2 separate regions of the Homo sapiens genome follow, and region 1 is linked to region 2. Evidence: read pairs that join two places in POLR2A ChIA-PET (ENCODE). Cell type or tissue: Panc1. All regions are shown on one strand. Each heading gives the region's core, and the rest is flanking DNA. Links, peaks and the distances in the headings are about the cores only.

Region 1 (2,901 bases), core at 119-2,618, 83 kb before region 2:
AGCCAAAATTCCAAGCTTGGGAGACTATCCTGTTGAGAAGAGGGGTAGGTTGTGTGTGTGCACCCTCTCCAGAGTGGCTGGCCTGCCTGCCTGTCCCGCTGTCCTCTGCCATCCAGGGAAGCCTTGCCAACATGAATGGCCCTGCTCTTTTGCCTGCCTCTCCTTCTGGCCTTCTCTGCTGGGAAGCACTCACTTGGGAAACCTCAGACAGGCATTGTGGGAGAATCAGAGGTGTGGGAGGGTGGGTGGAAGAGTCCTGGGAGGCACTTGGCCTGGGGGACAGGGATGGTGCCCAGAGCCCAGGCAAGGGGTGGAGGGGCAGATAGGGCAGAGGGGTTGTGGGAAAGAATTAGAAGCTCAGAGCCAGCTGGGGTCCATGAGAAGGGAAGAGCAGATGAGTAGGGCTTGGCTGGGAAGGGGAAGGGTGGCACCTCCAGAGCAGGAGTGAGGCAGGCAGAGTCCAGTGCTCCGCCTGAGAAGCTGGGAGGCCAGAGGCCCTGGATTCTACTTCATTTGTTCTGCTAAAATCAGCCCTGAGCATGTGTGCGTGCGTGTGTGTGTGTGTGTGTGTGTGTGTGTGTGTGTCTGTCTGTCTGTCTCTCCCAAGGTAGGGTAGAGTCCCTGTGCCCCATCATGGTGGGCATCCCTTTGTCTGAGTGTATCTTCGGGTTGGGCCCGAAAGTTTTCTGGGTCCTGATGGTTTATGAGTGGAGAGGGCCTCAGCCTCTGGCGGTGGGTAGGGGCGGGTGTGAGCTGCCTTGTCCCTTTGAGGCTCTCTGGCCCTTCCCAGGGAGAAAGTCCTGGCTGGAGTGTCTGAGCTGGGTGGAGCTCTGCCCGGGATTCAGCAGGGGAGGGAAGGGAGTGGAAGGAGGGTTCTGGCCTCCCAGTCCTCCCTTCTGGCAGTGAGCTGCTGCCTTCTACTGCTGGGCAAGGCAGGCCCTGCATGTCAGCAAAGATCTCAGAATTGTTACCTTTCTAGACAGACCCCCCTGCCTGGCATGATCTTCCTTCTCTCCTCTGATTGTCCCCAGCCCCACTTTCAGAATGGCTTCCCTGACTCCATAGGTCTCCATCCATTCCCTGCACTTGCGAGGTCCATGGGAAGCCACTCACTTGGGATAGCCATCCTGCCTTGTAGGAACATTTCCTCCTCTCAGTCCCTCTTGTCTGAGGATAGCTGAGGTGGAATTTGAGAAATTCTCTGTTTCTACGCCTCCAAGGTCCAACCAGACAGGAATGACTACTGGCTGCCACAGGAGCCCCCATGCAGGTGTGAGTCCAGTGCAGCGGACCTGGGACAGGTCACCCCACCCTGGGCCCCTTACCTCCCCCAGCTCTGGAGAGACACCTCCCTTACAGAGTACTTAGGTCTAACAGGTCTCAACTGTGGTCTATAGAGCCTGGGCCAGAAGCTTGACCTCACCCCTCTCTCTGTTTAGAGCCTGTTCACCATGGGCCTCAGCTTCCACGTTGCACAAGGGCTGCAGCGCCCCCTGGTGGCCCAAAGTCCTTTCTCCCAGGTGGCTGCGGAGGATGGCAGCTGATAAGGCCTTTAGAGGATATCTACACTAGGGGCTTCCAACCTTTTTATTCTTTTATTTTTTTAACTTAAGCCAGGAGCGGTGACTCACCCCACCCAGTAATCCCAGCACTTTGGGAGGCTGAGGTGGGCGGAGCGCTTGAGCTGAGGAGTTCCAGACCAGCCTGGCCAACATGGTGAAACCCATCTCTACTCAAAACACAAAATTCACCGGGCATGATAGCACTTGCCTGTAATCCCAGCTACGCAGAGGCTGAGGCAGGAGAATCGCTTGAACCCGGAAGGCAGGGGTTGCAGTGAGCCGAGATCCCGCCATTGCACTCCAGCCTGGGCGACAGAGCAAGACTCTGTCTCAATAATAATAATTAAAATTTTTTTGCAGTGATGGGATCTCACTATGCTGCGATGGAATACCTGGCCTCAAGCGATCCTCCTGCCTCAGCCTCTGAAAGCATTGGGATTACAGGCGTGAGCCACCATGCCTGGCCCAACCTTTTAAATTTTTTATTTATTTTTTATTTTTAATTCTTCTGGGTAACTTATAGAACCCAGCATAACCTTTCTATTTCCAAAAAAATTTCCCTGACCATGACCATATGGCAATAGCTGTACTTTTGTTATCTTTTGACTGAGAAAATACATGATGATTGAGTTCTGGATCGCATCATTAAAGCTCATTTGGATCTCGTCTCCCAGCAATCACACAGTTACACAGTCAGTTACACACAGATGGGCTACTCAGTCTTTATGGAGGCCAGGGGCTGAGTCTCTCCTGATCACTCCAAGGTTTCTACAGTTAGGGAACCACAGATCTATATTCTTCTTATGTAACAGATGAGGCCTAGAAAGGGGAAGGAACCTGATAAAATTCACACAGCTAGAGAAGTTGTGCCAGAATTTGAATTCAAGATAGATGCTTGTCAAAGGGACCGCAGGGGCTTAAATAGGGAGGAAGGTGCAGACAGGGCTCGGAGGAGGGGGCAGCAGAACAGGGCTGTCTCCAACAGGGGCAGGGAACCCCACCTTATTTCCTTACCATTCAGATTCAGGTAAGATATGCCCATAAAGAATGACCTATGGGAAGGAGATGTCAAAAGAACAAATACAAGGATGAGGGGAGAGGAGCAACCAGCTCTGCTTAAAGCCCCTTCCCCTATATACCCAGACTGTGCAGGTCATTTTAACCTCTAGGTTAAGAGTCATTTAACCTCGGCTAGGGGCAATGGCTCACGCCTGCAATCCCAGCACTTTGGGAGGCCGAGGCGGGCGAATCATAAGGTTAGGAGCTCGAGACAAGCCTGGCCAACATGGTGAAACCCCGTCTCTACTAAAAATACAAAAAATTAACTGGGCGTAGTGGC
Region 2 (2,901 bases), core at 193-2,692:
TATCTGAAGTTTGAGGAAGATCAGATAAGTCCGTGCATGCAAGGCACCCAGCACAGCAGCTGGTACACAAGAGATGCCAGGAACTGCCAATTTCCCTCCACCCCTGGAGTTCCATCACTTGGAATCCTTTTTTGACCTCTGACTCCAATCTGGGCAATAGAGGCTAGAAATGGTAGGGATTTCACATTTAGTTTTTGGGGAGATGCAATCCAAAAAGTGAAACAGACATAGAGAGAAATTCTTGGCTTCTTCTAGAGGAGTTTGTTGGGGTGAGGTGGGGTGGGGATGAGGTGCCTGAGACACATCCATGCTGGGCTCATAGCTCACTGCCTTGCTGCCTTTGAACCTCTAGAGCAAGGACACTCAGGTGCCAGGAGGACAGCTCTGGAGGTCACTTTGGTTTCTGACTCCACCCTTCTTCTGGTAGTGAGGCCAAGTGGCTGTCACTAGCTATTGGGGGTTTGGGAGAGTCCTCTCCATAGCACATATGGCCCAGGGCAGCCTTTTTTGGACCTCAAAGAGAGCTTTGGTCAAGGAAGACAGGAAAGAGCATAGATGAGAGGGGACACAATTACAGAGATGTTCCTTATACACTGTCTTTCTTGGATGGGAGCAGAAGGGAGAAAGAGGCTAGAGACTTAGTGCCTGGTGCACAGTGGGTGCTTGGTGCAGTGTGAGATAGATACAGACAGAAGTCTTGAAGGCATGGAGGCCACAGAGAGCATGGGGGCGGAGGGGGGTTCAAGGTATGACCCACATGTTACTTATACAGCAGGCTGGAGAGGGAAGGAGAGAATGGATAGGGCTGGGTGGTAGGAGGAAGGAGGTGGGAGAAAAGATAGGGCACACATTCAGGGTAAGAAGAGGTTAAGAGGCTGGGCCAGGATGGGGCCAGCCCCAAACCCATCTCCTTCTGCCTGGATCTTGTGGGCTCCCAGGACTCTCCTTTGCTTTGGCCATCAACGAAAGGAGGTAAGGGATGTTGAGCATCAGACTCCTTCTGCATCCTTCCCCCAGGAAGCAGAAATAATGAAATGATTCTAGTAATGCGTGATAATGGTATTAAGAATTACAGTTTACACAGCATCTTTACATGCGTCATCTCACTTAATCCCAGTTAATCTCTTTTGAGAGCAGTAGTACTGGCCTAGAAATTTAGAAGCCTGGGTTCTAGACTCAGATCTGCCTCTGCCTGGAGAAGTCATTTCCCTTCTCTGGTCCTGAGAGCAGCAGGCTGCTCTATCCACAATGACTGTCCAGTGGTAGGAGCCAGAAGCAGGGGATCACGGGCTGTGGAGAGGCAGACAGAGAAGGAACAGAGATTCCTGGGGTGGAAAAGCTGCTGCCTGAGGACTGGGGAGAGTGAGATGGGTGATGGATGGGTATTGCCTGGTGCCCATGGTTGCATGCCTGAGCGCCTTGCCCAGCCAGCCATAGGTGTGTGCTGGGCAAGAGGGCTCACTTGTGAAACTGAGTGTCTCCTTTCAAGAAGTGTCTAGGTGCAAATCTCCCCTCACCCAAGACAAAGGCCCGGGTCCCACAAAGGGCTTTTGTTTTCTGCGCCGAAGTGGGAGGCTAATCTCTGGGTCTGGGGCACCCCTGGAGACGGGGGTCCCGGGCACACACAGCATACACACACGTGAAGGCGTGCGCACTCATATGCCTGCTTCCTCTTTGGAGAGGTTCTCCCTCACCACAGAAAGGAAATCTTTGGCCACCAAAGATTTCCTTTTTCCAGAGGCCATGTCTAGGGGAGCTGTTCTCTGGTTGACACCTCTCTACCTCCAGCAATGAGTCTTGGCAAGCCTTGGGGCCCAGCGCTGCAGGTGGGGGAAATTTTCCAGGAGGAGCCAGATTGCGGCTGGAAATCAAGGCCCTCCCTTCAGCCCTCTCAAAGTGGCCTCCTTCCCTTCCCCTTCTCCTGAGGAGGACTGGCACCCACACTCATCCACTGCAGGAGAAGCGGATTTATTGCAGGTTGGGGAGGAAGGGGTGCAAGGGGAAGTGAGAAGTCCCCAGCCATGCACACTTGCACCAACGTAGGCAAACCTGTTCACACTCAGGGGCATGCACAACTCTGCATGTGAGGACAAAAGAGAACTTGGGGATGAACACACTTGCACACTAGTAAAACCAGTTGCATCATTCCCGGAACCCCCAAGGCAGGGGTCTGTACACTCCCCACTCAGTACCTGGGTGCAGGCTCTCCAGAGTTTCCCTCTTACCACCCACCTGCCTCCCTCCCCAGCTCAGTCCCCTAAGTTCCCAGTTCCCTGAAAAAGGCTGGAGAAGCCACCACTAGCTGCTCACAGCCTCAGGGCAGGGGACCTGCCAGGCTCAGGGCTCCCTCCGGCAGCCTCCTCCCCGCCTGCTCACAGCACTGGCCTGGGCGCGCACGTCCAGGAAGCAGCTACTCTGCGCTGGGGGGCCAACTTCAGACCTGCGGGAGAGGAGGGACGGGGTGGGCCCTTCTGCCTCGGGCCTCACAAGCGTCCGTCGGGGCCGTAGAGGCCGCTGGCGGCCCTCAGGCCTTGGTACCCCGTGGCAGGCTCTGCGGCGAGTGCAGCTCCACCGACTGCCGCCGTCGCACCTCGCGCTCCTCCCAATCGGTGTCCGGCTCCAGGCCCTTCAGCACTGCCAGGCGCTCCGACAGGCTCTTGGCTGGCGGAAACAGCACGTAGTTGTAGAGGAGGGAGCCCAGGATGGCGCCCACCAGGGGTCCGATCCAGAAGACCTGGGGGCGAGCGGAGAGGGCGGCTTGGCACCCGCGCCGGCACCGGCACGCGGAGCCCGCAGGCCCCGGCGGCACACTCTGCGGCCGCACCTCTCCTCCCCGACATTAATCTAGTAAAATGCTTATTTATGTAATTACAACGACAACGCCAGCTGCTGGGGAAGCCT

Evidence for each region. Peaks named below come from ENCODE experiments on the same cell type or tissue, not always from the same donor. Only the 100,000 strongest peaks of a DNase experiment are listed, where the experiment ranks them.
Region 1: POLR2A ChIA-PET joins it to region 2 with 5 read pairs; 10 of 35 experiments call an interaction of 5 or more read pairs at or near these places.

Annotation. Positions count from the first base shown.
Region 1 is chr12:50,037,995-50,040,895 of GRCh38, reverse strand. No RefSeq gene overlaps it. Among named protein-coding and RNA genes, the nearest start is that of RACGAP1, 14 kb to the right of the region's middle. RefSeq lists enhancers at 1-480, 481-1,236. In Panc1, for the core only: CTCF peaks have their summits at 1,283 and 1,496 (motif pointing left); a DNase peak (open chromatin) is centred at 1,475.
Region 2 is chr12:49,955,232-49,958,132 of GRCh38, reverse strand. It overlaps AQP2 (aquaporin 2), which reads right to left. Exons shown (of 4, transcript NM_000486.6): 4 at 1-2,734. The coding sequence ends at 2,525. The region is part of intron 1 of AQP5-AS1 (AQP5 and AQP2 antisense RNA 2); the gene reads left to right. Among named protein-coding and RNA genes, the nearest start is that of AQP5, 5.2 kb to the left of the region's middle. In Panc1, for the core only: no CTCF peak of the experiment used is centred there; no DNase peak of the experiment used is centred there; H3K27ac peaks cover 771 bases.